Linked DNA regions of Homo sapiens: region 2 is linked to region 1. Evidence: chromatin loops called from intact Hi-C (ENCODE). Cell type or tissue: endothelial cell of umbilical vein. All regions are shown on one strand. Each heading gives the region's core, and the rest is flanking DNA. Links, peaks and the distances in the headings are about the cores only. Region 1 overlaps RRAS2 (RAS related 2). Region 2 overlaps COPB1 (coat protein complex I subunit beta 1).

Region 1 (16,755 bases), core at 5,219-13,218:
CCCCTCCAACTCCTGCTGTTGCCAGCCCCCTTCATTTTTCTTCAGAGTTCCTATCACCTCTGATGTATTATGTTTGCTTATTTATTGATGGTCAATACTTCAAGAAACTGCCAGCCCTCTAAGAGCCTGGGGATTAGATCCTCAGCTCCTGACACAATGCTTGGCACATTATAGGTGTTCAGTTAGTATTTGTAGATTAAGTGGGGTGGTGAGTGAGCCTAGGGAAGATTCTTGTGGCAGTTTTAGCAGTTTAGTAATAGAACATGTGCTGTGGAAATCACCCCCTTTAATTCTAGTTTTGCTTCTACAGACCATTCTCTGTTCTAGAAGAGGTGAGAAATGAAATTGGGGTTTAGGATATTGGTAGGTAACGGGATAGAGGGGAGAGGAAGTGAAAATGGAAGTAACAGTCTAGACTCTGGGAAGCAAAAGTTACAACTAGAAGTGAGTTGGTTACCTACCTGTTTATGGGGCACCCTTCCATTTCTAAGTTTGGAAAGGAAAAGAGCCAATTTTTGAATACTCAGTTTTAGTTAAGCAGTGTACTGAGTACTTAACAATATCATTTAATCTTCACAATAGCCCTTTCAAGTAAGAATCATTATGATCATCTTTTAGGTGAGGAAATTGAGACTTAAGAGATTAAATAACTTTCCCAAGATGATACAGCAATTAAGCGGGGTATGTAGGTCTGACTGCCTCTAAAATACATGCTCTTTACTTCATAGCACCTGAAGGGGGAGTCTGTGTGCAGTAGTTCACATTTCATGTGGAGCTGTAAAGTACAGAAAATGTTCACGTTTTACTCCTTGTAAAAAACTCTTGAAAGTGTCTCTCAGCTTTGCAAGTAATTAAATTTGGTGTCAGTGAGGAGTGACTTACTGCAAATCCTACAGCTATAAAGTAGCAGAGGTAGGGCTTCAAGCAAATCTTCCTCTTTTAAAATATGATATTTTGCTGTATTCCACAAATTTAAAACAAGGAAGTCCTCGATAGCACCTATAAATTATATTTGGCATATTGTAGGAGCTAAACGTGTCATAATAAAATTATATAGCTGGAAAGAGTCTTAAAGAGGTCATGAAGGGCAAACCCCTCATTTATAGGTGAGAGCCAGGAAAGAGGTTTAAGAGATTTACTCATCTAGGAGCACTGAGCTAGTTGTTTGTATAGCTGGGACTAGAATCTAGCTTTTATTACTAAAGAGTTTATGTTTAATCTGTCTAGGTCTTTCGAAACTCTTGGGTTCCTTCTTTCATTCATGTATTTCAAATTTGAAAGCTACAAGAATTGTTTTCCTTCCATCCATATCTCCTAGCAACCCAGTTAAACCCACAGGTAAAGTTAATCAGTTTCTTGTGTATCTTTCCAGAGATATTTTGTGCACATAAAGCAAATACATAAACTGTGGGTATTTAACAACATATCTTGCAGATTGCTGTATATTAATGCATGAAGTCATTCCTTTTTTTAATGGTTATATTCATATTGAATGAACCTTTCGTAATTTAACCAGGCATTTGCTGAATGACATTGTCCTTGCTGAAGCACATTGTGTTTCCAGTCTTTTAAAGACATTTCACTATGAACAACCTTGTACATATCATTTCTTATATGTGCAGACCTATCGGCAGGATAAGTTTCTGGAATTGAAATTGCTGGGTCAAACAGTATCTTTGTGTATTTAAAAAAAAATGACCTACTTACACCTTTACTCGTAACTTACAAATGGGGCGTTTCCATTTTTAATGAAACGACTTTACTTTTCTATTTGGCAGTAGCAGTTTATAATTTAAAAAAATAATGAATCACTTATTTTAAGGGGTACCAGGATTTTTTTTTTTAAACTGTCGCAGGCTATGTGCTATGTTAGTATGGCAGGTTAAAGAAAGTATAATGGAAGGAGTATTGCATTGGAGTTAGACCTGATTGGAATCCCAGTTCCACTTTGTGACCTTTGGCAGGTTATTTAACTGCTGAGCCTCAATGGTCTCATCTGTAAAATGGTGGGCGCTGTTATCCCAGCTTCTCGGGAGGCTGAGGCAGGAGAATCACTTGAACCAGGGAGAGACGGAGGTTGCATTGAGCCGAGATTGCACCACTGCTCTCCAGCCTGGGCGACAAAATGAGATATTCTGTCTCAAAAACTAGCCTTACCAATACGGTTGTCTTGAACTATTGTATTTCATCACATTTCCCCCCGTACATTTTAGTATATCTGAAATTGAGATGCTTCATAGTCAAAGGCATGTCATGAGTGTATTGGTAGCAGTTTTTTTTTCCCTCTTCCTTTTTCTGCTTTTTTTTTGTTGTTGTTGTTTTTTGTTTTTTTTTGTTTTTTTTGGTTTGGGGGAGGGGGCAGGGTCTCCTCTGTTACCCAGGCTGGAGTGCAGTGGCACAATCACTGCTCACTGCAGCCTTGACTTCCCGAGCTCCCATGATCCTCCCACTTCAACTTCCCACATAGCTAGGACCACAGGCATGTGCCATCATGCCCTGCTAATTTTTGTATTTTGGGTAGACACTGGGTTTCACCATGTTTCCCAGGCTGGTCTTGAACTCCTGACCTCAAGTGATCCACCCACCTTGGCCTTCCAAAGTACTAGGATTATAAGCGTGAGCCACTGCGCCCGGCCTTTTTTTTTTTTTTTTTATCTTGGCACATAAAATAATGATGGTCTTACAATCAGTGTCATCTTAGATTTGATGAAAAAGGGTAAATTCACATACTGGGACAAGTGAACTATGCTAGGGCATGGTATAGGCTGAAGCTCAGTGTGATAGGAAAAGCTCAGGGTAGGGAATGGGGTGTTAGAGGGATAGTTACAGTGAGGGAAGTTTCATTCTAGATCAGCAGTCAGCCCAGTAGAACAGCCACCTAGTGGGAGGCTAGTACAACTGATTGATGGCTCAGGAGCAGGTATTGCCCAAAATCCTGGGTATGTGGAATTGGAATTGTGGAGAGTTGTTGGTGGGTAATAAGACTTCGCCCCACAGTTGAGATTTAGGAACTATGTACTCACTTATGGCAGGAAGGCTTTATAAGAAGGGGGCTATGAGAGAAAATATTTGCAAATCATCTGGGCACAGTGATGCATGCCTGTAGTCCCAGCTACTCAGGAGGCTGAGATGGCAGGATCCCTTAAGCCTAGAGTTCGACACCAGCCTGGACAACATAGTGGGATCACATCTCTATAAATGAAGGAATGAATGAAAACCATTGAAAAAATATTTGTAAATCATATTTCTGATAAGGGATTTATATCCAGAATATAGTACTCTTACATTCAATGATAAGATAAAATTTAATAAGGGGCAACGATTTGAGTAGCCATTTCTGCAAAGAAGATATACAAATGGCCAATAAGCACACAAAAAGGTACTCAACATCCCACTAGGGAAATGCACATTAAAACTGCAGTGAGAGACTATTTTACATCCGTAGGGTGTCTGTTGTAAAAAAAAAAATTCTTTTTTTGTTGGGGTGGGGGCGGCGGTGGGGGATAGGATCTCAGTCTGTAGCCCAGGTTGGAATGCAGTGGTGCGGTCGCAGCTCACTGCAGCCTCTAACTCCTGGGCTCAAGTGATCCTCCTACCTCAGCCTCTCACATAGCTGGGACTACAGTTACGCACCACCACATCTGACTAATTTTTAAATATTTTGTAGAGATGGGGGTCTCACTGTGTTGCCCAGCTGGTCTCGAATTCCTGGGCTCAAGTGATCCTCTTGCCTTAGCCTTCCAAAGTATTGGGATTACAGGTGTGAGCCATCGCGCACGGCCAAGACTGAGTTTAATAACAGGTCTAGGTGAGGATATTGAAAAATTGGAACCCCCAAACACTGCTAGTGGGAATGTGTCTGTGGGTTTTAATTTGGGAATTCAAGGAATATCTCTTGAGGGTTTTAATTTGAGGACAGTGGGAAGAGAGATACAGTGTTTTTGTACTTAGAATGTTTTCAGAAGAAGGCTAAACCCAGGGAAAGCTATTGGAGTGGGGAGTTAGGTCAGGCTGAGAAGGCTGGGGTATACAAGTGGTACCCCAAAGACAAGCTTTCCCTCTATACAAGTTTTGTTTAGGCCTGGCTCTGTCCTCTGGAAAAGGAAAAGAAATTCTCTTCCCATTTCTTCTTAGGAAAAATTACCGTGCTTTGGAGGTTGGAACTTGGGGCTGATACTGGCAGGGCCATATCCAGTAGTAGCTTTTGTGGTTTGGCCTCCGAATATACCTGCAATTTAGGAAAAAACTCCAAATAACTTATAAACAGACTTTTGTCATAGAACCAGTTTGTAAGCTGACTTTGTACTGTACTTTCTGCTGGCACATACCAGGCCCATTCATTTGCAACTAAATACTATATGTGAGGTAATACATATATATTAGCTGAAAATGTATGGAAGGCAAATGAAGGCACATGGTTGCTTTAGGCAGTCTGAGACAACTGGCAACACTGAAGACCTCACTAAATTTTGTTAAAAAGGAACTAAAAGGATTACTGGATTTAGTGTAGCTTTTATTATTCTGCATTAGAGTTCTGGGGATTAAATTATAGACATATATAATTGTACATGTTAGATTAAATGAAATACTAATTTCAGTCAAAAGCTATACTTCAGTGAAGGAATATCAAGCATATTGGAAACATTTGACAAAAAAAATAAGGGAGGATGTTGCAGGGAACAAAGGTTCTCTGTGACATGACAGCTGCTGCTAAAAAGTGACACAAGGAGGAGCCCAGCTCTGGCTCACAGCTGCCTGAAGTTGCTGCAGTCTTCTCTAGTGTTACCAGAGGAATTTGCTCTGCTCTTGTTTTAGAAAATGGAGGCTACCAATGGCTAACTAGGTCCTTATTGTGCTTGGGGAAATTAATTCTTCTTTCCCCACTGCAGTCCTCCCCTACTTTGAGATCTGTGTGCAAGTATATTACTTAGCTTCAGGAAAGTTTTAAAAACCTTGAGCATGTAAATCGAGTTTTATATGTCCTGGGACATACATATAACACAATTTTAACTGGAACTCTAATTCATTTTAGCTTCTTTTGAAACCCAAAAGACAGAATAAAACAGTAGGTGCCAAGTTATCCTCATATTCCAAGAACTTGCATAGTGGGTAGCCTTAAACTGGTTTTGCACATGTAGCCCATACCTACCTCTAGGGAATAAAAGTGTTGAGATTATTAAGGGTTCTAAGACAATGTTTTTGGAAAGAGCTATTAGTATGTTGTATGTTTGGTGTCCTTTCCTGCTTCCACACGTAGTGGAGGAGAGGAGAAAGATGCTTCTCCTTAAGCCCCTTTCATTTAAGCCAAATGATGAGGGAGGCTCCAATGGAGTCATTCTGAGAATTTGACATGTATCCCCTCGAGTTTGGGGAATGAAAGGTTTAGTATACAAATCTATGGATCAGTAGCCCTGAGGCAGCAGAGCACAGAGAGGGCTGTATGTTAGCACTTTGTACTTAGAAAGACGTTAGTGTTTCCTCAGGCTGCTGGGTGAAACCAGCTTAAAGCCATCTAGAAAGGGACACTGTGCTCGGCCACCTAGAAGGTGACATGAACCAGGAGGAAGGTACCCATGGAAACCCCAGAGGTGGAGGGTTGGAGTTGTAAATGGCCAGGTCTCACTTAAGTTCTGGGAATTGAGTATGGAGGGCCCTCATGAAAAAGTTGGTATGAACATCACACTTAATTGGTGTGGCCTTTTGACACCCCCATAGCTTTTCCCACTGCTTCAGTTCCCACTCTGAAGGAGCCAGAGACAGCCTTGTTGTGGGTAGAAGAGATGCAGAGCAGGGAGAGAGAGATGATGACAGGACCCCTCACATCCCCCAGCCCAACTAGACTTCTCAGCTCCACCAAGGAAGGGGAGAAGCTTTAATTTAGATGAGTATTGATTACTGCAGTTAAGACAGTTATTGAAACTATGGTGTTCTTGGGGCTGAAGGATATTTAAACTTTTTTCCCCCCTTTTTGTGGAGATGGGGGTCTCTCTCTGTCGCTGAGGCCGGTCTCAAACTCCTGGGCTCAAGCAGTCCTCCTGCCTCTGCCTCCCAAAGGGCTGGGATTACAGGCATGAACTGTTGTGTTTGGCCTAAATATATTTATAGTCAAAGAATGATTTTAAAAAATTATGAGACTTGCCTTAGATTTCATTCAGGAACAAGGAAAAACTTTCCCACAGAGGGGCTTGGAGGGAAAGTTTTATGCTTATACCCATTGAGTTTAACTCAGTATATCAGTTATTCATACATTCACTTAGACACATACATGAAAGGATAAGCAATTGTAAAAGGAAATTGTAAGTAGCAATTATATAGTATACATTAAGCTTGGTATATGTATTTTCCAAATCACAACTTATTACTAATAAGACAGAAGTTGAGAAAAATCCAAACTGTTGTCACTTTAAGGGTAAGAGAATATTGAGATTGTTTTCTGGTTGGAGTGTTGAAAGCATTGCAAAGAAAGCAAGATGTGATTTGGGCTTTATCAGCTATAATTTATTAAGGGCCTACTGTGTGTCATCTGTTGGGCTTTGTACTCTACATAGACATAGAGTATTTTTAACTTTTCACAACAATCCTGCAAAGTTGGTGTGATTTTCATTTCATAGACAAGGAAACTGAGGTTCAAACAGGTTAAGTGAGCTACTCTAGTTTCCCACAGCTGGCAAACTGATAGAACTGTGTCCGGGTCTATTTGACTTACATCTCAGACTCCCTCAATTCTGCTGCCTCCCTAGGCAGCCCCACACACCAGAGATACAGTGGTGGGACTAGGGACAGGATGGCTTCAGCCAGCGCTTCTGTCCTGGAAGAGGAGAGTGGAGGCTACATAACAGTCACTGGGGACCTGTGGCCCTTATTAGATCCCGAGGGGCAACTTTGTGAGCTTCCCCCTACTCCCTGGGAGTGGGAGCAGCTCCCTGGGAAGCTTTTCCTTTTCTCTTACAACTTCTTTGCTGCCACATCTGAAGTGGGCATTGGAATATGCCTTCCCTAAACTAGCTGTTCTTGCCCTTTTCTGTTGAGGAAATGGAGTTAGAGATGTGTTAGTTTACCCAAGGACTCAAACAGCTAGCAAGTAGGATGGCTTCTGGATTTGGATTTCAGGCTCTCCGACTCCAGAGCCCTTGTGTTTTCTTCTCATCATGTTGTCTCCAGTAAAGATATAAATGCATCTATTAATAGGAAGCAAGTTAATGAAATCTCATTTTGGTTTATCATAATTTAAAAAACATAGTACGTGTTTTATGGATAGAAGTAATAATAGGGAAATGCTGTCTTAAACTGGAAGGGAGCAGAGAATCACAGAATTTTGCTTCTAGAATGTTTCATGACCTGATATCTGTGTGTAGTGTGGGGGTAAGGGGTGAGCTGAGCAGGAGCTCAAGAAGGAGAAGAAAAGAAAGAAAATTTGTTAGTCTTGGTTTTTGGTGTGTGTGTGTGTGTGTGTGTGTGTGTGTGTGTGTGTATGTGTGTGGTACATTTACTCCTTGTTTTATAGGCCAATAAGGGAATGAGAAATTTGAAATTTTATGAATTTTATTTATTTATTTTAATTTTTGAAAGAGTCTCGCTCTGTTGCCCAGGCTGGAGTGCAGTGGCATGATCTTGGCTTACTGCAACCTCTGCCACCTGGGTTCAAGCGATTCTCCTGCCTTTCTTAGCCTCCTGAATAGCTGGGACTACAGGTGCCCGCTATCACGCCCAGCTAATTTTTATATTTTTAGTAGACACGGGGTTTCACCATGTTGGCCAGGCTGGTCTCGAACTCCTGACCTCAGGTGATCCACTTGCCTCGGCCTCCCAAAGTGCTGGGATTATAGGCCTGAGCCACCATGCCTGGCCTATGGATATGTCACTTTCGATGGGATCAGTGGAAGCAGGAATGGAAGATGAGTGTGAGTGTGTTTTACTTTCAGAGAGGCAGATTAGCAAAGTTATTTGATGTTTAAGCACTAAGCAGGTCACTTTACTTCTCTGACAAAGTCCCTGCCCTCATGGAGTTCCTTTCTAGTTCGGTCGGGGAAGAAATGGACAATAAAAGTAAAAAATAAAAGACGAAGTAGATAAGATATATGTGGTGTTGAGAGAAAAGGAGGAAGGGAGAAAAGAGGGAGGGGGAAAAGAGAAAAAAACCTGGAAAATATTCTGAGCAAGAAAAAACATCAGCCTTCTACATGATGTGTAGTCTTGAGTAGAATGAGGTGAAAGCTCAGGGTTAAAAAAGGATCACTGTCTCTTTCCTTATGTGCTACCACCAGATTTAGAAAAAATTAATTTTAATATGAAAACTGTCAAATATATACAAAAGTCCAGAGAACCTACAACCATATACACGTTGCCCAGATTCAGTATTTTTCAGGGTTTTCCTACACTTGTTTATTGTTTCCGTTCTCTCCTTTCCTTTTCCCTTCCCCTTTCTATACCCTATGGTTTTAGAGAACTCCTACGACTTTCCTGAGAATGATGCTGTGCTCAGAACTGCCCTCCATTTGTTTACAACTCCCCAGTGGTACCTTAGAGCTAGCCTATCCTTTTTCTATGCAAGGGTGGTAGACTTAACCAGTGTGCTGGATTCACTGAGTTTCCTAGAATTTCCAGTAAATTACCAGTCCCAGGGTGTAGACCAGGCACCACTCTGTGGCAGTGTTTGGGAACTACACTTTCACCAATAGCTTGGTGTCAGAAGAAAGTGTGTTGTCACTCCTTACCACTGAAGGCGGAAGGGCAACTCACCCCTTTTTCTCTCCTTCCTTCTTCTTTTCCTCCTTAACGTGGCTTCTTTGAATGGGGAGATACTGAGTTGGCAGTTCTCCTTAGGAGGCCAGCCCGAGCTCCTGTTATGCAATCTAGTGGCATGTAAGCAGGATTATCCTGCTTATCCCAGCATAATATTATACTTTGGCATTATTAGGGGCTTCTGACAAACTTACCCAGATCAATTTTTTTTGAGGCGGGGGTGGAAACAGGGTCTTGCTTTGTTGCTCAGGCTGGAGTGCAGTGGTGCCATCATGGCTCACTGCAACCTCATCTTTCTGGGCTCAAGCAATCCCCTGACCTCAGTCTCCTGCCTCAGCCTCCTGAGTAGCTGGGACTATAGGCGCGTGCCACCATGCCTGGCTAATTTATTTTTTGTAGAGATGGGGGTTGCCCAGGCTTGCCAGACCCGATTTTATCTCTGTCTGAATGTGATAGCTTCCCTAATCCTAAATGTTTCTCCACATCTCCTGACAATGTTAAAGAAACTGAAGTTCATTTGCCCATCCATACTACCGGGAAGGCATGCTGCCCTTTGAATGGGAGGGTATTCCTTGTCTTTTGACTAGGATTCTTCTGCACACATCCTTTCATGTCTATCAGGAAACATGTGCTCTCTCCATCCTCCACCCTTCCTTTCCCCTCAGTGTACTCTTTTGAGCCCTTGGGTCCACCCTTCTTCCCTATCCTTGCCTGAACCTTTACTGTCTAGCTCAGTGCAATACTGTGCTTGCTTTTTTTTCCTCTTTTTTTCTCTTTCTGCTACAGAACATCCTTTCTGGGCTGTGGTTGGTAACTTTTTATAATTTCAGGAGAGAGACTGTTTTCTTTTCTGGCAAATTGCTGAGGCTGTGTTGATAAGTGAACGCATACATAGTTCTGTACATAACTGTAGTATTAACTGTCTAACTTCTCTTGCCTTCTGAACAAGCATGGTATTGGCACTTCATGCTGTTTGTTTTTTGGCTTGGGTATAGACTTAAAATGCCCCAATCCTTCTCTTGCCCCCAGTAATACCTCAACTACTGGTGGTTGTATAAAAGGCACTGGACTCTGAAGATAGAGACCTTGTCTTTATGGAGTATCTTTATGGAGTACTTAGTAGGTGCTTCATACATGATCACTGAACAAATGAGTGAGTGAAATCAAGAGAGCAAGGACAATTGGCTGAAGGGTTTCAAGTAGTGGGAATGAGGCTTTGCATGGTGAACAACACAGATCAAACTGGATGGCTTTGCATACTACATAAAACCTGGAGGGCTTTGCATAGCATGTAAAGAAACTATGGAATCCTGTAAGCAGCAGGGAGCCATTTAATTTATATGTTCTCTAGAGGTATAATTCATATATGTACAAAAAAGTGTACAGATCTTAAGTGTACAGCCTGATGGGTTTTTACTTATGTAAATTAACTGTGTAGTTGCTGCTCAGATCCAGAGACTATTTCCAGAACCCCAGCTTTTGTCTTGATTCACAACGTTTGGATACCAAATCCCAGAGGTCGTGTGGTTGGTCTGAAGTGTAACTAGGACTGGAATTATTACAGCTACTCCTGAGCTTAGCAAATCTTTATACTTGAGTAAAAAACACTAATTCAGACCATTTAACTGCATGACAAAAACAATAGTTATTATTATGGTTGACATTTATTAATCAGCATGCCTTGGCACTTCATATGCATTATTTCATTTTACCTGCTTCACAGGATTTTGTTCCTGTCTCTGTTTTACAGATGCTGAAGATTAGACATGTAAAGTGATTTGCCTTAGGTCCCACAGCTAGGGAATAGCAGAGTTAGAATTAAACCCACGACACTTCATCACGGGGACTGATTACTTATTGGTGATCTGTTGCCTCAAATATCTGGTACCCAAGTTTAACAAAAATGTTGCCTTTTTGGTGAGAGGTGATGCCTGTATTTGTTACCTGCACACAGTGAATGCTCTTAGGGATATTCTGACCTATGGATTCTTAGAATTTTGAGAGGGAAAGAGGTTTTTGATTCTATGATAGGCAGTTCCCAGAGTGATGTTTCGTTGGAGGAGGATTGTTTCAATGTGGATGGCTCTTTACAATTTACGTGTAGCCAGTAGATGATGGTCTCTGTAGACAAAGTATGAAGATAGGACACAGCAAAGATTGGGTGTGAACCTAAATATCCAAAAATCCCAACAATGAATTTGTCTTAAAAATTAATATGAGTGGAAATAAATGCATGTAGCAGTATGGCAAAATTCTTGTAATACTAAGATTGTGTTTCAAGAGTTAAGACATCCAAAGAAATGTCCATAGCGAGTAGAGGTAAAACAGTTTATTATACTGGACTTCAAAGTTGCAACAATCTTTTATATAACAATCAAACCAACAATCTTTTGTGCATGTTAATATCTTAATCTCACAACGCCAAGAACTGTCACATTTAAAGAATTCTAGCTATTGTGCATGGCTTGGCATTTGTAAAAAATGTATTTAACATTTGTTTATTATATTTTAGGCCAAATCAGTAGGGACAGTGTAGCACTTTTAGGCATCAGCTGGGAGTAGTCAGTGAAATTCAGGTTTTACAAGATATAAAAGCATGGCATATGGGGAAACATGTTTCAAGAAATGAATCTTAAAAAGTACAGCGCATGCTTTATCCAATTTGCTTGTGAAAGACTGCTGATTCCTGTTGTTTAAAATAGTGGGTGTAGAGAATATTGTTGCCAGTAAAATTTATTTACTTTTTGAAGTGGCATGGGTGCCAAAAAGTAAGTTCATGATTGTTTTGATACCTGCTTTTTTTTTTTTTTAAGGCTAGTTAAGTGAATTGATACCTGTTTATTTTTAAATGGTGATGGAGTGGTGGAGGAGATGGCTTCCTACTAAAAGTTACTGCTGTTGGTGAACATTTCTTTTACAGACTTTGTTCAATACATCATGCATTGAAGTGAAACATCAAAAAACAAATAGGATTATAGATATGGAATTCTGTGATTAAAGTTAAACATTTTAATTTTAATTTAAAAAAAATTTTTTTAAGAGACAGGGTGTTATTCTGTCTTCCAGGCTGGAGCGCAGTGTGGCATGATCATACCTCACTGTAACCTCGAACTCCTGGGCTCAAGCAGTTCTTCTGTCTCAGCCTCCGGAGTAACTAGGACTACAGGTGTACACCACCACATCTGGCTAAGTCTTAAATTTTTCGTGGAGATGCGGTCTCACCTTGTTGCCCAGGCTAGTCTGGAACTCCTGGGCTCAAGTAATTTTCACAAAGTGTTAGGATTACAGGCATGAGCCACCATGCCTGGCTTTAAAGTTATTCTTAAGACTTAAATAAAATGTGGAAAGTGTCCTTCAAAAAAAATATGTAAAGTCATGGTATCAGGCAGATTAATATATCTCCTCCCAAAACCAGGGGATTCTTTTCTGTCCTCTTCAAGAGTGCTTGTTTCTGAGTAGCTCTCTGGTGTTTGCATAGGTCGCCACGAATGTTGGGTCCCAAGAGCCAGGAACCCTTGCCTGAAGAAGGCTAAATACTCTTGATGCTGGTTCCTAGCATTAAGCTGTCTCCTTCCAAATCATTCCTTCAGATTTTGTAATGAGCCAGTGGGAAAATGGGCTTTGAGGAAGTCAGTCCAAAGTAGATCAAAGGAGATACTCAGAACAAATGGAGGATGATGTTGGTGTCCTGGTTAGTGCCCTTCTGTAAGAAGAGGGAAATGCACTCTCTCAGATTATTGTTGTTATCTTTTTTAAACCTTTTTCTTTTTTGGAGACAGGGTCTCATCCTGTCACCAAGGCTAGAGTGCAGAGTGGTATGATCATGGCTCACTGCAGCCTTGACCTTCTGGGCTCAGGTGATCCTTTCACCTCAGCCTCCTGAGTAGCTGATTTTTTAAAACCCTTTTAAATAAAACTGAAATGTAGGCTGAGATTCTTCCCTTCTTACTTGGATACTTTAACTGTCCCCCCCCTTTTTTTTATGGTAATGACTTCGGTAGTTGGGAGGGTTTGATCAGAGAAGAGAGGAATAGAATTTAAGATAAAAAAACAACAAAAGATGTCAGTGAAAGAGTAAGTTTGAGGTTCCTACTAATGAAAAAATTTCAAAATGATATTTTCTTGTAGTACATAAGGCAGTTGAAAGGGGAATAAGACAAAGTGTGAGAAAAGAAAGGTATAAGATGAAATGTTCCAGGCCTCTTTGTGTTGTCTCCATTTTTTCCAGATACTTGACTTCTTAGGACTGATGATTATAATCAGGTTGCTAATTCAAATAGGTCTGAATTATAACTTACTGTGTTTTCTAATTTTTCTAGAGTTTGAGATCTAGATTCTTAACCTTAAATAATTATGAAAAAAGTTGTAGATCTTTTACAGTCTTGCATATTTCAGATATGAAAATTTAGAGATACCTAGTACCTTTTCTTCACGTGAAGGTGCTCATAAGAACATTTGGTGGGGAATTGTCATAGAGGGTAAACCCTAGTACAGTGAAAATGTTTTGATTAGTTCTGGATAAGTGGAATTTGTTAAGCAAAGTTACATTGGTACATTGGTAGGCAGGTAATCATAAATTTTATTTTATTTTTTATTCTATTTATTTTATTTATTTTTATTTTTGAGACAGGGTCTTGTCCTGTCTCCCAGGCTGGAGTACAGTGGCACAATCATGGTTCATTGCAGCCCCAACCACCTGGGCTCAAGTGATCCTCCCACATCAGCCTCCCAAGTAACAGAGACCACAGGTACACACCACGTCGGCTAATTTTTTAATTTTTTAATTTTTTTTTAAGAGATAAGAGTCTTGCTGTGTTGCCCAGGCTGGTCTCAAACTCCTGGCCTCAAGTGATCCTTCTCCCTCGGCCTCCCAGAGCATAGGATTACAGGTGTGAGCTACCATGCCTGGCCATGAATTTTAAAATAAAGTTTTTTCTTTTCTTGCAGTCCTATTTTGTAACGGATTATGATCCAACCATTGAAGATTCTTACACAAAGCAGTGTGTGATAGATGACAGAGCAGCCCGGCTAGATAGTAAGTAAACTTCCTTTGTTTGATAATTTGCATATCATATTTTTTAAAAAAGTAAGCGCTGATGTTTTGCTATGTTAAATAATATATTTGAAATATTAGATGATCTGGAATATTAGCCCATGTCATTTATAAGTTTTGATTGAAGAGTCTGCATAATGGGTAATTTAAATATTCCTCAATAAATGAAAAGTAAAACGATATTTGTATTGATCTTGTTCTAGTGAAACTGGTCTCATTGCAGTTTGTTGAAGTTGATTTTATTGGGACAACTGGAAAAAACCTGTCAGGTCTCAACTCTTCCTACCTTTTGGCAAAGGTTAAAATGGATGAAGTGAATATAGAAAAAGTTTGATACTGTTACTTAGAATTTATAGCACAGAGACTTTAGCAAGTACTGTTTTGTGTCTAAACATCCCCCCTCTCCACAAAGAAAGCTCTATTCTTCTAATATGTATGATTCTTTTATTTACAGAGATCAAAAGTTACATTAGCACCTGCACTAAGTATGGTATTGGGGGATAGTGGTTATAACTCAGATTTCTTTCTTGAATTTACAGGTATCTTTTTCAGTTTTTTCCATGGAGGGGATAAAACATTCAAGTGATTTTAGAGGTCACCTGACTCCATCTGATTAAATGTGTTTGATATTTTTAAGCTTCTAATTAGTGTGCTAATATATTCTAACCACAAAGTCAACCCATACTGATGAAGATAAACTCTGTAACTGTCTGCCATTAGAATATATTTGCCTTTAGTATTAAGAATAAAGTACTAAGAAAGGAATGCCATTTCTGTATTATACCAAGTATGAGGCTCTCTAGAGGACTCACATTAATTGGTCTTGCCCTTGTGGGGAAGCAGTTTATAAAAAACAAGTATAATTACATTTGTTGTTTTTTCTTTAGTTTTGGATACAGCAGGACAAGAAGAGTTTGGAGCCATGAGAGAACAGTATATGAGGACTGGCGAAGGCTTCCTGTTGGTCTTTTCAGTCACAGATAGAGGCAGGTTTGTACCATATTAGAATGTAGATCCACTGTTCTTGTCAAGATCACTAGACTTTATTGAGTTTGGACTTTTTGTTTTTATAGAAAAAGGAAAAATAAAGTACTAATTGGGGCATGAGACTTGCTGAATTCTGATACTTGACCAAATTGATTAATTTGTTTTTGATTTTTTTTTTTTAAGTTTTGAAGAAATCTATAAGTTTCAAAGACAGATTCTCAGAGTAAAGGATCGTGATGAGTTCCCAATGATTTTAATTGGTAATAAAGCAGATCTGGATCATCAAAGACAGGTGAGAAGGAATTTCACTGTTGGGAAACCAATTGTTTATAATCATGTGAGTGAACTGATAGATTTAAGGAAATAATTGAAAGTCTAGTAAAAAAAAAATACGGTGCTCCATGCCACTTAAGTGTTTATAGCTGAGTCTGGCACACTGTATTTACAGAAGTCACAGCGGGTGAAAAATAAAAAGGAAGTAGATTTGGGGAAATTAAAATTCCTTATTTTCAAATAGTTTTTCATAAAATTTTATAAGACTTTATAAGCCTGCAAGTGTTTAAACTAGCTTTATTCGCATGTAATAATTTCTTGGATTACATCCAAAACTCTAACTTAGTTGGATAATTTCAAAGTTACCACTAAAGGCCTAAGTTATTCGGTGTTAATACTAAATTAACTTCATGTAGAGAATGGCTTTCATTTAAATTGCAGTATTTGGATTTTTTTCTAAGTCACTTTAATGACTGAATTTTCTGTTAATTCTTTACATTGGCTAGCTCTAACACTTCAGTAACATTTAATAAAATAATATTTTTAGTATTTAGTTTGCAGGCTAATTTATTCTCACTTGTTTCTTTACCCACTTACTGAAATTTTATTAGTTAAAACAATTTTTTGGTAACATTGCACATTCATCTTTTTTGTAGGGGAGGGGAACAAGGTCAGTTGTATATTAATGCCGGCTGTTCATTTGTATTAGTCCATTCTCATGCTGCTAAAAGGACATACCCAAGACTGGGTAATTTATAAAGAAAAAGAGGTTTAATGGACTCACAGTTTCACATGGCTGGGGAGACTTCACAGTCATGGCGGAAGGCGAAGGAGGAGCAAAGACACGTCTTACATGACGGCAGGCAAGAGAGAGTGTGCAGGGAAACCGCCCTTTATAAAACCATCAGATCTCCGAGAACAGGATGGGGGAAACCGCGGATGATTCAATTATGTCCACCTGGTCCCTCCCATGACACGTGGGGGTTATGGGAACTGCAGTTAAAAAAGATGAGATTTGGATGGGAACACAGCCAAACAATATCAATGTTATATGGCTTTTTTTAAAGGTCTTTTGTCTCTACCCCACATCTGAAATGTATTGTTTAAATTGTTTATTTTGCTGGTATTTAAGTATTCTTGTTTTTATATTATGTTGTGTTTACAGATTCTTAGGATTTTGTTGGAAAAGTGTAAACATCAGGAAAAATTGGTTGATAAACAGCTTTGAGGGCAGCTTTCTATTTTGTAACTGTCTCTGATTTTAGCTGTGTACATAAAATTTTATTGGCGGCATACCCAATTTCAAACACTGACTTAAGAGAAAATGATATATATATATATATATATATATATATATATATATATTTGTTTTGTTTTGTTTTGAGACGGAGTCTCGTTCTGTCGCCCAGGCTGGAGTGCAGTGGCGTGATCTTGGCTCACTGCAAGCTCTGCCTCCCGGGTTCACGCCATTCTCCTGCCTCAGCCTCCCAAGTAGCTTGGGACTACAGGCGCCTGCCAGCATGCCCGGCTAATTTTTTATATTTTTAGTAGATACGGGGTTTCACCATGTTAGCCAGGATGGTCTCGATCTCCTGAACTTGTGATCCACCCACCTCGGCCTCCCAAAGTGCTGGGATTACAGGCATGAGCCACAATGCCTGGCCCAAGAAAATGATATATTATCTTAATGCTAAGATTTG
Region 2 (16,755 bases), core at 7,263-15,262, 150 kb before region 1:
AAGGTTGCAGTGAGCCGAGATCACGCCACTGCACTCCAGCTCCAAGCTGGACAACAGAGTGAGACTCTGTCTCAAAAAAAAAAAAAAAAAAGTCACCTATGCTGTTTGGTTTTTGCCTCTATGTAGGTATCTGGTAAAGTAATGAATTTATCACAAATTTTTTCCAGGCCCTTTCTGGTTACTGTGGCTTTATGGCAGCCAACCTTTATGCTCGTTCCATATTTGGTGAAGATGCACTTGCAAATGTCAGCATTGAGAAGCCAATTCACCAGGGACCAGATGCTGCTGTTACCGGCCATATAAGAATTCGTGCAAAGAGCCAGGTAACAGTTCCTTTTTTTTTGAGAGTATCTCTGGACTGACAAAGGGGGGAGGAATTTATGACTTTATTATTTCTATATGTAGTATCTTTTTAGCATTAGATGCATATACACATACAATAATAATATACTCTGAATAGAAGTATAACTTTTCTCATTAAAATTTCTCACCTTTTGGGCCCCTCATTCTGGGATATTTGCCTAAAACCAGATTGATTCCTATGGGGTGTTTGTGAAATGGGTTCTCTAGAATTTTTTGAAAGCCAAGGTGTAAATCTAGTGACTAATTAGCTGGGTGTTGTAGCGCACACCCGGTAATCCCAGCTACTCGGGAGGCTGAGGCAGGAGAATTGCTTGAACCCGGGAGGTGGAGGTTGCAGTGAGCTGAGATTGTGCCATTTCACTCCAACCTGGGTGACAGAATGAGACTTCGTCTCAAAAAAAAAAAAAAAAAAAAAAATCTGGTGACGGCTTGAAAAATCTAGCACTGAAAGGTAATTACCAGTAAAGTTTGGTAAGTCTGTTTGGTATGTCCTTGATTTTATTGTTGATAATGGTGTCATTGAATTGAATTGGGGCTTAATAATATGGAATAACCTACTGATTGTACATAGTTTAAATAATTATAAATATCTTAATTTTTCTTTACAGGGAATGGCCTTAAGTCTTGGAGATAAAATCAACTTGTCACAGAAGAAAACTAGTATATAAAAATAAACAAAAAGTCCTTGAAGCTTTACAGTTAATTTAGGTATGGGCTTACTGGACTCCAACATCTTTTGTACTCTTTCATGCTTATATAGAATCTGAGTTCATGCTGAATACTTTTCAGCCAATAATTTATAGCCTTTCCCTTAAATCAAGATTGAGTTTAAAATTATAGTTTGTCTTTTGTCTTAACAGTTCTGAATGCTGTCCTCAAAGTATATAATGTTTCATGTACCAAGACCCTTTTCACAGTACAATAAACAGATCTATTCATAAATTTTTGTTATTTTATAAATAAATGATTACATAATTTTAGTTATATGGCAATGGATTTCTTTTAGTTGGGTTATAAATTTCTATTATAAATTTAAATTACTGAGTTGTGAATATATGCAGCTTTATTAAGAGAATTTACAAATTCAATGATATAAAATAAGGTAGGCCTTGATTCACTTGGTTGTTTTTTACTTATTTAATATTCCAACATTGCTATCTCTAAAAATGCATTATCATGTTTTGAAGGGATTTGCTCTTGAATTTAGCTCCAGGGAGAAAGTATCAAAATAACTTTTTTTTTTTTTTTTGAGATGGAGTCTGGCTCTGTCACCCAGGCTGGAGTGCAGTGGCGTGATCTTGGCTCACTGCAAGCTCCACCTCCCGGGTTTACACCATTCTCCTGCCTCAGCCTCCCAAGTAGCTGGGACTACAGGTGCCCGCCACCACGCCTGGCTAATTTTTTGTATTTTTAGTAGAGACGGGCTTTCACCATGTTGGCCAGGATGGTCTCGATCTCCTGACCTCGTGATCCGCCCGCCTCAGCCTCCCGGAGTGTTGGGATTACAGGCGTGAGCCACCGCACCCGGCCCAAAATAACTTGAGAAAACAGATCGCTCTGCAGTTTAAAGAAGTATTATGTACCCGAACTGAAATAGATATACTGTTCTTAATTATCCTGAATCATAATGAAGAGTAGATAATCCAAAATAGATTTTTTAATCATTCACATTTAGTTTGGGGTGTTCTATGTTTGTTAGGAATAAAACTGGTTCTAACCAATTACTGAAGCTGGTACTGGGAGGATTCAACTAGAGAGGATTCAAAAAGCTGCCTTTTTCTCTGTTGCCTCCGTGCCTTACTCACATTTAGTTTAGGGTGTTCTATGTTTGTTAGGAATAAAACTGGTTCTAACCAATTACTGAAGCTGGTACTGGGAGGATTCAACTAGAGAGGATTCAAAAAGCTGCCTTTTTCTCTGTTGCCTCTGTGCCTTACTCACTCGTCTCCTTTTCCTCACTTCACACTAGGACTGGGTACCATCACACTGCAGTATAATTCCAAATGCATTTCCAAGCTAAGTTTCCCAGCGTCTGATTGTGCTTTCCTTTTGGCCTTTACTTTCATTGGGGGTGATTGAGGTAGTCTGATTTTTTAGCTAAGTCTAAACTTAAGGCTATTATTTGTCTACCAGCTAGGGTTCAGGCTGCATTCCCTGTGAGTCCTTAGATAAGGTCTGTGAAAGACTGAAAGCATCTCCTATTTCATTAAGAATGAAATGATTTGTTTGGAGTATAAGGAGATTGATACCTTGTATGATGTCATAAACTGTGAAGCCACTTGCTTTTAAAAAAAAAAAAAGAAAAAAAAAGCCTAGATTACAGGGCATTTGAGATTCCAGAACACTGAGATCTTAGAACAAAGCCAGGGCTTATCAAATGGGAAAGATATACTGGAAGTGCAGAGAAGGGATGTCGATTCAAGGGTAGAGATTTGCAATGAGAGCGAAGGAGCTGGTGCAACTTTGGATTAGATCATCATTTCCCAAACTCTGTTCTACTGAACATTAGCTTCCTTAGATGTCATTAGATATTCTGAGTGAAAAAGTAATTCCATAGTCAAGTAAGTTGGGGAAAAGCTTCAAACTGTCCTGCACTGGAGATTCACAATGTACATTAGCATACCAGAGATTCTGAGAGGAAAGCAGATTAGTTTGGTTTAACCCAGTATATCCTAACCTTACTTTACCAGGGAATCCTTTTTCCATGACCTATTGACAATATATGGGACAGGAAAAGTGACTTAGCCTGTTAATGATATTAGTGTTGTAATCACAGTTAACCAGTATCACATTTCATATCTGAAGGAATTATGCCTGTGTACATCCTAGAATATATCTCGGTTGATACTCTTAGAAAGTTGCCTGCCTGACATATTCAGGCCATTTTTGTTGGAATCAGATTGCCTCACATTGCCATTTTCTTAAATTCATAAATAAGGAGAACAAAGAAGTTAACACAATTGTCAGATACATTAAACTGTTTACTTCATTAGCATTTCATTAGCTTTGTGCATGTAATAAATGTGAACTGAATTGGATAGCAGCACATTGTTGAAAGAAGCTGTTTACACTATGCCCTGTTATTTGGGATATAATATACATTCAAAGATAGTAGCTGTTCACATTATAAGATACCATATAATTAGGACCATGATGTCCGGTAGAGAATAAACATTAAATACCAAATGAAAGCTTAATATATTAATGTATTGAATGTGGATAAACCTGTAAAGCTTACAGGAGCATTAAATGGCTTACATTGCAGTAATGTCACAACACTAGAGGGAGCTCTGTGCAGTGATTTTTTTTTTTTTTTTTTTTTTTTTTCATTTTGCAATTAGAAGAGATTGGCACTCAGTTGTTTTATAAGAAGAAAAAGGGTCAAGTGTGGTGGCTCGCACCTATAATCCCAACACTTTGGGAGGCCAAGGCTGGAGGGTGGATTGAGGCCAGGAATTCAAAACCAACCTGGGCAACATAGACCCTGTCTCTACAAAAAAATTTTACAAATTAGCCTGGTATGGTGGCATGTGCCCGGGAAGCTGAATCGGGAGAAATTCTCGGGACCAGGAGTTCAAGGCTGCAGCGAGCTATGATTGTGCCGCTGCAGTCCATCCTGGGTGACAGGGTGAGACTCCCTCTCTTTTAAAAAAAAATTTTTTTTTAAAGGAGCCTGGGCATGGTGGTTTATGCCTGTAATCCCAACACTTTCGGAGGCCAAGGTGGGAGTATCACTTGAGCCCAGAAGTTCAAGACCAGCCTGAGCAACAAAGAGATCCCCCATCAAAAAAAAAAAAATTTAAGAAAAAGCAAGATTATTTTTCCTTTTTTAAAAAACTTTTTTTTTTTTTTTTGAGACGGACTCTGGCTCTGTCACCAGGCTGGAGTGCAGTGGCACAATTGGCTCACTGCAACCTCCACCTCCCTGGTTCAAGCAATTCTCCTGCCTCAGCCTCCTGAGTAGCTGGGACTACAGGCGTGGGCCACCATGCCCAGCTAATTTTTATCTATTTTTAGTAGAGATGGGTTTTCACCATATTGGCCAGGATGGTCTCAATCTCAACCTCGTGATCTGCCTACCTCAGCCTCCCAAAGTGCTGGGATTACAGGCGTGAGCCACGGTGCCCGGCCTTTTTTTTTTTTTTTGGGACGGGGTCTGGCAGTGGTGCGATCTTGGCTCACTGCAACCTCCACCTCTCTCACCTCATCACCCGAGTAGCTGGGACCACAGGCACATGCCACCATGCCCAGCTAATTTAATTTTTGTATTTTTTGTAGAGACAGTTTTGCCATGTTGCCCAGGCTGGTCTCAAACTCCTGAGCTCAAGCAATCCATCCACATTGGCCTCTCAAAGTTTTGGGATTACAGGCGTGAGCCACTGCACCTGGCTATTTTTCTATTAGCAAGGTAATTCGTAAATGAGAACAAAGAGAAGGAAGTTAATATAGTTGGCAGATACATCAAGCTGTTTGCTTACCTCACTAATAGAAAACTTGCTTTTTCTTCTTTTAAAAACAACTTTGGCTGGGCACGATGGCTTACACCTGTAATCCCAACACTTTGGGAGGCTGAGGCAGGCAGATGGCATGAGCCTGGGGTTTAAGACCAGCCTGGGCAACATGGCAAAACCCTGTCTCTACAAAAAATTAAAAAATTAGCCGGGCGTGGTGGCATGCACCTGTAGTCCTAGCTATTCAGGAGGCTGAGGTAGGAGGACTGATAAGGCCCAGGAGGTTGAGGCTGTAGTGAGCTGTGATCATGCCACTGCATTCCAGCCTGGGCAACAGAGTGAGACCCTGTCTCAGAAAAAAAAAAAAAAAAAAATGCCAAGGTTGATAGTGATATTTTGCTACCTGTCAGAAACTTTTCTACTTAAGTGGGAAATAATGTGGGAGACAAAAACTCATTTTAGGGATATCAGAAAGGTAAGAGAACCAAAACATAAATATCTTTAGAAACTCAAATAATATCAGAGGTGAAATATTTGTGCTATGTATTGGGTAAACTAAGTAGTTTTATTTGTGACTTGTTCCTTCCAGATTGATGAATGTTCCAGTCAGCTAATGTATAGCCTTTCTCTTAAATCAAGATTGAGTTTAAATTATAGCTTGTCTTTTAATAGTTCTGAATGCTGTCCTCAAAACGGTTAGGGATACCAGCCTCCTGCCTTACTTTCCTCTCCCAGATTCTCAGTACACCATCACTGTTACTGTCCCCAGCTCCATTCTCTACCTCCAGGATCTCAGGAGCCTACAGAAGTAACCAGGTATGATGCAGAAGTTCAGTTTAGAATTAGGAAAGTATGGAATCCTATCTGCTAGTTATGTGCTATGTAGTCTCAGGCAATGGTAAATAGCTAACTTAGTCAGTGCTTACTTGTGCCAGGGTATAACTGTGAGTGCTTTTTCCATGACATTTACAGTGTTCACAATGATCCTCTAAGGCAAATACTGTTAATACCATCATTTAAGGATGACGATTACAGTCTTACAACAGGTTAAGTCACTTATTCAAGGTTTAATAGTAAGAGACAAACTCAGATATAAAGCCAGGTATCTGACACTAAAGCCCTTGTAACTAGTCACACATTGCCACCACAGCCTAATAAATTGTACCTCAGTTTCCTCATTTGTAAGGTGCTTTTAAGGTGTATTTCACAGAGGTGATATGAACATGAAATGATACTTATTATGAATATTTAACACACAGTAGATGCTCATCAGTATGTATTCATTCCATTTTTTCCCACATTGACCTTCCTTACCTTTCAGAGGAGACTGAACCCTGTTCCCATTATCTTTATACTTCCCTCAGAATTTAGGTCTTCATTTTACACTGTAAAATGTACGTTTTACACAGTAACTTACTTAAAAGAATCTTCATGTCTTGAGAATTATTCAATTGAGGTATCATTGGCCCTTGACTCTGTAACTATTTGTTGTGTAGTTTTTTTTGTTTTTGTTTTGTTTTGTTTTGTTTTGTTTTTTGAGACGGAGTTTCACTCTGTTGCCCAGGCTGGAGTGCAATGGCACGATCTCAGCTCACCGCAACCTCCGCCTCGTGGGTTCAAGCGATTCTCCTACCTCAGCCTCCCGAGTAGCTGGAAGAACAGATGCCTGCCACCATACCTAGCTAATTTTTGCATTTTTAGTAGAGATGGGGTTTCTCCACATTGGTCAGGCTGGTCTCGAACTCCTGACCTGAGGTGATCCACCACCTCAGCCTCCCAAAGTGCTGGGTTTACAGGTGTGAGCCACCGCACCCAGCCTGTTGTGTAGTTTTTTTAATAAGCTCTTGGCACTTTTGCCTATCAACTATTGTTAGCTAAACGTAATTGTCATAACCCATGTTCCTCATGTGATAGATCATCTATGGTGAACATACTGGCTTTGTTTGCTTTCAGAATGACAATCAGATGACTGGTTCTTTAAAATTGAGCCCAGAGATATGTGCAGCCAGGTTACAATAACAGTGTGATGTTTAGGGGTTGCTCACTGTGATCAAAAGTCACTTCTAATAATCTGACCACTTCCTCTTTTATTTTCTCCATCTAGCAATGGCAGAATCTCTGAGAAGTCAGTCATGCAGTGACAAAAGAATGCAAGTGGGATTTGTGTCTTTTATCTGGGCTCTGTATATAATTATAGGATTCTGAGAAAACTTTGCGTTGTATGTATTTTGGAATAATTGTATGTGGAATAATTGTATTAGTTAGGGTCCTCTAGAGGGACAGACTAATAGGATATATATATAAAGGGGAGTTTATAAAGTATTAACTCACACGATTACAAGGTCCCACAATAGGCTGTCTGCAAGCTGAGGAGCAAGGAAAGCCAGTCTGAGTCCCAAAACTGAAGAACTTGGGAGTCTGATGTTCGAAGGCAGGAAGAGTCTAGCACTGGAGAAAGATATAGGCTGGGAGGCTAGGCCAGTCCAGTCCAGTCTTTTCTTTTCTTTTTTTGAGATGGAGTTTTGCTCTTGTTGCCCAGGCTGGCGTGCCATTGCATGATCTCGGCTCACTGCAACCTTTGCCTCCCAGGTTCAAATGATTCTCTTGCCTCAGCCTCTGGAGTAGCTGAGATTACAGGCGCCTGCCACCAAGCCCAGCTAATTTTTTTGTATTTCCAGTAGAGATGGGGTTTCACCATGTTGGCCAGGCTGGTCTCGAACTCCTGACATCAGGTGATCCACCTGCCTCAGCCTCCCAAAGTGCTGAGATTACAGGCGTGAGCCACCGCGCCTGGCCTCAGTCTAGTCTTTTCACGTTCTTCTGACTGCTTTATATTCTAGCCACACTGGCATCTGATTAGATGGTGCCCACCCAGATTAAGAGTGGGTCTGCCTTTCCCAGCCCACTAACTCAAATGTTAATCTCCTTTGGCAACACCCTCACAGACACACCCAGGATCAATACTTTGCATCCTTCAATCAAATTGACACTCAATATTAACCATCACAATTGTAAAACCAACAAAATAAACAAATGAAATGCAGCATGTTGGACTGAAAGAGTCCTGAATGAATTTTTCTAAATCTATTCTCAATTCACTAAGTAGCTTTGTGAAAACAGACAGATGTCACTGGGCCTATGTTCTTATCTGTAAAATGAAACAATTCAGCTAGCTGACTTTCTGGGTTTCTGGCTTAAAAATCTATACTAAAAAGCCTTATGTTTTATTTTTGTTTTTTATGTTTTTAAAAATATCCTTATTTTATTTTATTGTTTATTTTATCCATAAACAAGGAGCAGGAAAGCCTTGTGTTTTTATAGCTACCTCTTCAACAAGCTCTGTAAATCAACTGGGATATCTCTACCTGGATGTTACCAATGGGCACATCAAAATGAAATGGAATTTATCTTGTTCCCCTAACTTGCTCCTCTACTGTGTTCTCTGGTAATTTATGCTAGAAACCCAGTAGTCATCTTTAACTCTACCCTCACACCTATATCTCATCAGACACCAAGACTCATTTTTTTCCCTTCCTCAATATTTTTCTAATCTTCTTTCCCCACTCCACTGCCATTGTCCTGGTTTAGACTCTCGTCGTCCTTAACGTGGTCTCCTACAGTAGCCTAACCATAAACTTCACATATAATTTTAAAATTAAAGCCTATGCCTTAATTTTAGTCACATACAACAGTTTCTATACAATTTTTGGACCTGGTCAGACTCTTCCCTACTAATACTATTTTTGAGAGGCATACTGAAAAAAAGAAAAAGTCCAAAGATTTAATAACATTTTTAATAATAAAAATGAAAAATGATCAAGATGCTCCAAAATGAGTATTGACAAGCAATGGTGGTGTGTCTATAGTCTGTACCAGAGTACCCAGTAGATAGTAGATGCTTAATAAATATTTGTTGAGTGACCAAATGAATAATGCATATAGTCATAAAGATAACTAGGGTGTGGACTAAATTGCACTGTGGGGATGTGCCTAGGAAAAAAATGTTAGGTGAGAAAAAGACAGCACTCTCCTACATTATGATAATGTCTCCTGCATAAGATGAATCAGGGCCGGGCGCAGTGGCTCACGCCTGTAATCCCAGCACTTTGGGAGGCCGAGGCAGGTGGATCACCTGAGGTCAGGAGTTCATGACCAGCCTGGCCAACATGGTGAAACCCTGTCTCTACTAAAAATACAAAAAAAAAAAAAATTAGCCGGGCATGGTGGTGGGCACCTGTAATCCCACTACTCGGGAGGCTGAGGCAGCAGAATAGCTTGAACCTGAGAGGCGGGGGTTGCAGTGAGCCCAGATTGTGCCATTGCACTCCAGCCTGGGCAACGGGGCAAGACTCTGTCTCAAAAAAAAAAAAAGATGAGTCAGGATATGTTGCAGATACATGGCCTATCTCTCCAAGTGAATAGGAAATTGAAATATCACATCAGTCTTATCTCCAGTACATCTTGAAAATAAATGTTGTCTACCCCACCCACCCTGTTACTGGGTGTAGCTAAGATATTTTATTGGCTACAGTCCCTGATTCCAGCTTTTGTGATTTTTATATCTGTGATCTTGATCTCTTGGGATTCAAAGTGGCTGAAACCTCAGCCTTTTCTGGGCATCCTCTTGTGAGTTAACAATGTATTCCCTTATAAGAGGGTGGGAACAGATTCCTACCACACAGGACTTCACCAGCCAGGGTGTAGGGAAAATGCCCATCTGGCTCAAGGAGTCTGGGAAAATTACTGACTTCTACTGAGCTATGCAAACCATTTCTGAAAGCCCAACAACATTTAAAAAGTGAATTTAATGAATTATAATCAAAATTTTCTCTTTCTACAAAGTAAGTCACACTTTTTTTTTTTTAAGTGATCCCTTGCTTTGAGTAAAAGTATGACTGCTTTCTGTTAGGCTAAGAGCATGTTTTTCAAACTTTCCCTGCTAGAACACTAGTATTCCACAAACTGGACAAATGTGTTCCCACAGCTAAAATCAGATAGTGATGATCTTTTTCCCAAGTTGGTAGAACACATTTTGTCAATTTTATGTTTATTCTCTATAAAGATTTTTAACACTTTAATGCCTGCTACCAAACTTTAAAAGTACTGAGGAAGCATTATGGAAATATTAATATTTGGTGGGATGAATGTTCTTGATCTAACAGCTTGTCTTTGTGGCCATATGTGCTCCTGGTGGTTTTATATTGCATACATATATTTTCAGCTAGCAAATTGTTTCTTGTTTATCAAATTGAATTTGTATTTCATGGTTGTAGCAAAGGACAATTTGGTTTCTAGGTGCCCCACTACCATCCTAGATGTTTGTATAAAACATAAAACCCAAATGCTCTTATGTAATCCATATATAGTGCTCATAAACACCGTTTACCCTAATGAAATAAGCCTTGGTAATGGAAATGTAAATCCCAGTTCAGGTAGTCCCCAGCTTATGCCTTCAATGTAAAAGAACTCTGGAAACGCCCTGGAAGAGTGCACCCTTGTTTTTGGCACTCAACCTGTATGCTTTTTCCCTCATTCCCCAAACTAAGATAAAACACAGGGACTCAGTGCTAAGGACCCTTGGGTTCTGACTGGTAATACCTGCTGTACATCTAGTGTTATGCAACATCCTGGTGTTACTAAGAGTAAGATAAAGTCTGGTGAATATTTTAAGGGCACAGAAACACCTAATCAGAGCACTGCTTGAAAGTCTTAAAATAGAAAAATGTATCAATTGCTGTGAGAGCACAGAAAACTGGTGGCTATCAGAGGAGAGTCAGGTATAGTTTCATAAAGAGGTGACATTTGAATTAAGCCTTGAAAAGCATAAATTTGGCTGCTTAATGTCAAATAAGGGATGGGGGAAAAGGGGTGAAAAAACCATTCCAGCCACAAAACAGGTGGGAGAAAGTCACAGAGGTACATGACACAGAGAATTGGGTTCTATTCAACATAGCATCTTTGGGAGGCAATACGATTAGGCTGGAGATGGCAAATTGTAAGCAGATAGTGACAAATTTGCTTTTTGTTTGTTTTTTAAGAGACAGGGTCTTGCTCTGTCACCTAGGCTGGAGTGCAGTGAGTGGCGTAACCATAGTTCACCGTAAGCTTGAACTCCTGGGCTCAAGCAATCCTCCCACCTCAGCCTCCCAAGTAGTTAGGACTAAAGTGTATGCCACCACACTGAGCTAATTTTTAAAATTCTTTCTTTTTTGTGAGATAGGGTCTTGCTGTGTTGTCCAGGCTGGTCTTAAACATCTGACCTCAACTGATTCTCCTGCTGCAGACTCCCAGAGTGCTGGGATTACAGGTGTGAGCCACTGAGCCCAGCCCAGATTTGCATTTAGGAAAAAACCTTTGGAGAATAGATTGGAAGTGTGGGAGACCAGTTAGAAGCCAACTGTAGAAGCAAAATTCAAGAGTAATTTTAAGCTGGGTGCAGTGGCTCACACCTGTAATTCCAGAACTTTAGGAAGCCAAGGTGGGAGGATTGCTTGAGCCCAGGAGTTTGAGACTGGCCTGGGCAACATAGTGAGACCCCTGTCTCTACAAAAACTAAAATAGCCCAGCATGGTGACCCAGCTACTTGGGAGGCTAAAGTGGGAGGATTGCTTGAGCCCAGGAGTTCAAGGCTGCATTGACCTATGATTGTGCCACTGCACTCCAACCTGGGTAACAGAGCGAGACCCTGTCTCTTTTTAGAAAAAAAAAAAAAAAGTTATTTTGACAGAACATGATGTGGAAAGTGGGACATGGAAGGGGCAGGGAGTAAGGGACAGGTAGGAGCTTTTAAAAAAACTTAAACATGTTTTCCTAAGGGCAAATGCTACTCTGAAAAATGGGTAGGGTTATCAAATCTGCTCTTCCTCATATGTAAAACACTTCCTGTCTTAAGCCATTACTGAAATGACATGAAATTTAATCAGTAAAGGTGTGTACAGATGAGTGATGGAGTAGTTATTAATAGGGTTGTCATGGTGATCTTTATCCACAGAAATAATACCATACCATGAGGTTGAAGTATATGAAACTGCTTCTTTTATGGGTTAAAAAAAGTCAAGTATCAGCAATTTTATGTGATTCAACCTAATAGTTTGTGAATTACTTAGTTTTTCCTATTACTTCCTGCTTCCTTTTAAGCCATATTATTGCCTTTTTTTTTCTTTTTAAGATGAGCAATATATTTCATCAAGGGGATTTCCAGGAATGCTGGAGAGGCAAGTGTGGTAAATAAAAAGTATGCAGGCTCTAGAATCAAATAAACCTGGAATTTAGATTTTCCTCTGTAATTTATTAACTGTGATCTTGGGCAAGTCAATCTATTTCAGCCTTATTTTTTTGTTGTGGAAAATGGAAATAAATAGTGCCTGCCTTGTAGGGTTATTAAATGAGAAAATTCATGGCTTGTTAGTGTGTGGCATATAAAAGATGAATGAAAGTCTCAGCTGTCCCCTCTCACTTTCATTTTTCCTACTTGCTCGTTCACAAAAAGTTTGACATAAAACTCAGAATTCTCTGCTTCCTTGTGTCCCATAAAAACTGAGTTATGCCAGGGATTTTGATGTGTATAAGAAATATTCATTTAACTTTAAGCCAAAATCTTTTAGACTAAGTAGCCATTTAAACTTTTAAATATCATTCCATGGAATTACTTTAGTGTACAATTTGTATCAAGTTTTTCCAGAATGCCAGAGCCTCATCACTTTTCATGTCATTCAGGAAGTTACTCATTTAGCCCAGACTTCCAATAAGTTCATACATAGAGACTGTGTCATATTCTTCTGGAAGTGTCATCACCATTTTTAAAAAATGTGATAACTGCTTTTTGAAAAGAAAAAAGACCATTGAAATTGTATTTATTTGCTTATATTCCTTACTTTGAATCCAACCCCACAAGGTGAACTCATAATTGCTGACCCCTCACACTTGTAGATCCCAAAGGCACAGCTGGATTTCTGCCTCATTTTTATTCCCTGGTGGGTTTTGATTTTGCATTAATTCTCTTTTTAATTGAGCTCCTATTTTGTGCAGGCGCTCTTCATGTCACAGCATGTATATGATGAATAAGATAGACAAAATCTTTGCACACATGAGCTTACATTCCTGTGACAACAACCAAATAAGGTGTTTTCAGAGTAAGTCCTGGGAAGGAAATAAATTAGGTGAATGGAGTAGACAGTGGCTGGTAGATGGGGAGGGTAATTAAGAAAGGTTTTCAGGAATTAAAGTAGTTACAAGGACCTGAGTTGCTCTGGCCCCCAGCTCCCCTAGAGGGTTGGATTGTGTATCTAGCCACTGCCTAGGACTGCCCTTTAAATCGGAAGTATGCCAACCACATGTCTGATGTGACTGCTATTCTGACTTCATCCCTATTTTGTGGAACCTGGCTGCCTTGTGCTATCTGCTTGAATTTGCCCCTGGCTGAAATCAAGCCTTGATTCTCCACTAAGTGATGGCCTTTTTAAACTTAAAAATTAGTAACTATTAATTAATGTCTGTTCACTGAAAATAGAAAATGAAGAAAGGCGAAAATAAAACATCAGAGATAAATACTGATTAACATTTTGGGATGTACTATTTCAGGTATTTTTATTCTTTTTTGAGACGGAATCTCGCTGTGTTGCTAAGGCTGGAATGCAGTGGCGTGATCTCAGCTCACTGCAACCCCCAGCTCCCAGGTTTGAGTGATTCTCCTGCCTCGGCCTCCCAAGTAGCTGGGATTATAGTCATATGCCACCACATCCAGCGAATTTTTGTATTTTTAGTAGAGATGAGGTTTCACCATGTTGGCCGGCTGGTCTTGAACTCCTGGCCTCAACTGATCCATCCACCTCGGCCTCTCAGAGTGCTGGGATTAAAGGCAGAGCCACCACGCCTGGCGTATATACATATTTTAATCAAAGTATGATCATAATTTGACCTTTTTATTCAACCATATAAATCAGTTTCTGTTTCAATAAGTCAATATCTGCTTCCACATTACTTTAAATAGTTTCTGTCATGCTGATGATATATACCACAATTGATTCAACCCATTCACTGGGGACAAAAGCATAATTATGACGATCAGAGCAGTAACTAACCACTGAGCACTTAACACACGTTAGGAATGATGGTGATGTTACATACAACATTTTTTTTTTTTCTGAGATGGAGTCTCGCTCTCTCGCCCAGGCTGCCCAGATCTTGGCTCACTGCAACCTCTGCCTTCCTGGTTCAAGTGATTCTCCTGCCTTAGCCTCCCGAGTAGCTAGGATTACAGGCACACACCACCACACCTGGCTAATTTTTGTATTTTAGTAGAGACAGGGTTTCACCATGTTGGTCAGGCTGATCTCAAACTCCTCACCTCAAGTGATCCACCCAGGCATGAGCCACCACACCCGACCTACACACATCATTTCTGAGGCAAAGAATGTTAAGTGACTTGCCTAAAACCACTCAGATTGTAAGAAAAGAGTGCTGAGCAGAAATGACCTTTGCTAAACATGGAGTGTGGGCTAGGCTGCATACTAGTCTCAGCAGGGAGGTAACTTTTGCTATTTCCCTTAAATCTCAAAGGTTAGAATTCTGTAGCCCTTCCCTAACTGTAGTGGGAGACAGGCCTCTCTGCATGTCTGCTCCCACCAAGACTGCACATAATGTGTACAGAAATCAGGGTACTATCAGGAAGCGGGGAAATGGATGCTGGGCAGCCAAACATTGACAGATAGTCATTATTGCCTTGCCTTAGGCTGTATTCCCGTCTCATGTTCTGGTTTCTCCCCACCCTGAGCCTCTCACCTCTTACCCTCTCTGAGGTTTAGCTTCTTCATCTGTAAAATGGATATACCATGGTTATTATTATCACAGGATATTAAATAGAAATATGGCCCACCACTGGGTAACCAAGTTTTTAGGAATGAGGTGGGTTACTGGGTCCCCACCAATGCCCTTTGAAAAAGTGTGAACGGAGCAGTCAGACTTTGGGAACCTAAGAGATTGAGGAAGAAGGAAATCAAATAGGATCTGTTTTTTCTCCAAAGTCACTGAAGGAAATAGGGGAGGAGGGGATAGGACAGAGGGACCTCCAGCAACCTCATTCAGGTGTAGAACAATCACAGTGTGTGTGACAAGTCACAATTCCTTTAAAATTAACCCTGCTGGTTTCCTGGGAGAGCTGCTCACAGTTGACCTACTGGTCTCATTGATTCCCAGATAAGGCATGGCAGTCAGCCAACAGCAGGCATCATCAGAGAACTTGGAAGAGGCTTGGAGGCAGAAACTGAAGTGTGATGCTGCATATCTGGAGGATGTGAACTGTACGTTTGCACACTGACAGTAAGTTGTTGACAGCAAATTGCAAAGAGACTAAGCAAGAATGGTGGTGCTCCCATGGCAGCTAGGCCCTTAGCAAAAGCAAAGAGAATATGCTCTGGAAGGTGTTGGGGGCGGGGGTCAAGAGCACTGGGAAGCAGTACCTAACTGCATGTTTGTGGCCCTGGCTTCTACTTAGATATCTACCAGTAACTAAGGAGAGTGGAATAGCTTTCCCTTTCTCAGACTTAATCTTCAATGGCCAGTTCACATGGCATTTCCACTATAAAGTTCACTTAAGCTCTGAATTGTTCCTTTTTCTGTGCTCACACAGCATTCTCTATTCCACCATTATACCACATAGCACAATTTAGCATGGTACTTTGCCCCACCTCTAAAATGGAGTTAGTATTTGGCCTGCGTTCCTCCCAGTACTATTCCAAACTAAGTCAGGAATAAGAACATTGGTCCAAATGCTTGCATGAACTCACCGCACATTAATGATAACAATATGTGGGGACCACACTTTACAGTTTATAATGCGAATTGCACCCATTATCTCATTTGATCCTCAAAGTAACCAAATTATTAGGTTACTGTTTCACAAGTGGGAAAACTGAGCTAAGGCAAAGTAATTGGCTAAAGTTGCTTGGCTAGTAAGTGATAGATCCAGGAATGGAATCCTGACCTCTGACCAGGGCCTGTTCTCTCTCTATTACATGTTGTTACTTTTACTGCTGGAATAATCCTTCATCCATTGGAAAATAGGCAAATAAGCAAAAACCCCTCCTACAAACTTTAATTTCTTGGCAGTTTACTTTCTCTGCCTCCTGCTTAATGGAAACCTGGCTCTTTCTCAATGCCACACCTCCCTTATATCTTCTTCCAGCTTCTTTTTTTTGAGATGAAGTCTTGCTCTTGTCCCCCAGGCTGGAGTACAATGGCGCGATCTCGGCTCACTGCAAACTTCACCTCCCAGGTTCAAGTGATTCTCCTGCTTCAGCCTCCTGAGTAGCTGGGATTACAGGCGCATGCCACCATGCCCGGTTAATTTTTGTATTTTTAGTAGAGATGGGGTTTCACCATGTTGGCCTGGCTGGTCTCGAACTCCTGACCTCAGATGATCCACCCACCTCGGCCTCCCAAAGTGCTGGGATTACAGGCGTGAGCCACCGCGCCTGGGCCTTCCAGCTTCTTGATTAGACACTGCCTTTTCTCACATCTTCCATATACTACTGGGGACTTCACTGGCAGTCTTGTCATTCCCCATTGACACTAACCTACCACGTTACTTCTGCCACTTGCAAAATTTACTTGTCCTTTGAGGCTTATACCATCCAGCTCAGCCTATCAGACCCTCTGTCCTGGAACTTTGACTGTTGAATGACTGATCCAAGAATGGAAAGAACGAGAGGAAGGCCTGTGTTTGGGGCTCATGCCATCTTATATGCTATCTTTATAGGAGTCATCCTCTGACCACTTCAGTCCTTAAAGATTTTGGTACCTGGCACAAAGTCTTCTTCACTTTAAGTCTCGCTATCACCTAGGTAACTTCACTGTATGGAACCACTTAACATCCTAGCCTCCGTATTCCTTATTTTTGGCAACAGTAACCACCACCTTACAGCCATTCCACTCATTCATTTCC

Evidence for each region. Peaks named below come from ENCODE experiments on the same cell type or tissue, not always from the same donor. Only the 100,000 strongest peaks of a DNase experiment are listed, where the experiment ranks them.
Region 2: a loop joins it to region 1, with 4 times the contacts of the local background. A loop is called at or near these places in 98 of 110 quality-filtered maps.

The regions. Positions count from the first base shown.
Region 1 is chr11:14,292,790-14,309,544 of GRCh38, reverse strand. RRAS2 (RAS related 2) reads left to right here. Exons shown (of 6, transcript NM_012250.6): 2 at 13,690-13,777; 3 at 14,683-14,785; 4 at 14,966-15,074. Among named protein-coding and RNA genes, the nearest start is that of RRAS2, 58 kb to the left of the region's middle. RefSeq lists an enhancer at 449-578. In endothelial cell of umbilical vein, for the core only: a CTCF peak has its summit at 8,667; a DNase peak (open chromatin) is centred at 8,624.
Region 2 is chr11:14,442,100-14,458,854 of GRCh38, reverse strand. COPB1 (coat protein complex I subunit beta 1) reads left to right here. Exons shown (of 22, transcript NM_001144061.2): 21 at 168-323; 22 at 972-1,343. The coding sequence ends at 1,031. Among named protein-coding and RNA genes, the nearest start is that of COPB1, 49 kb to the left of the region's middle. In endothelial cell of umbilical vein, for the core only: no CTCF peak of the experiment used is centred there; DNase peaks (open chromatin) are centred at 12,004 and 12,484; H3K27ac peaks cover 1,880 bases.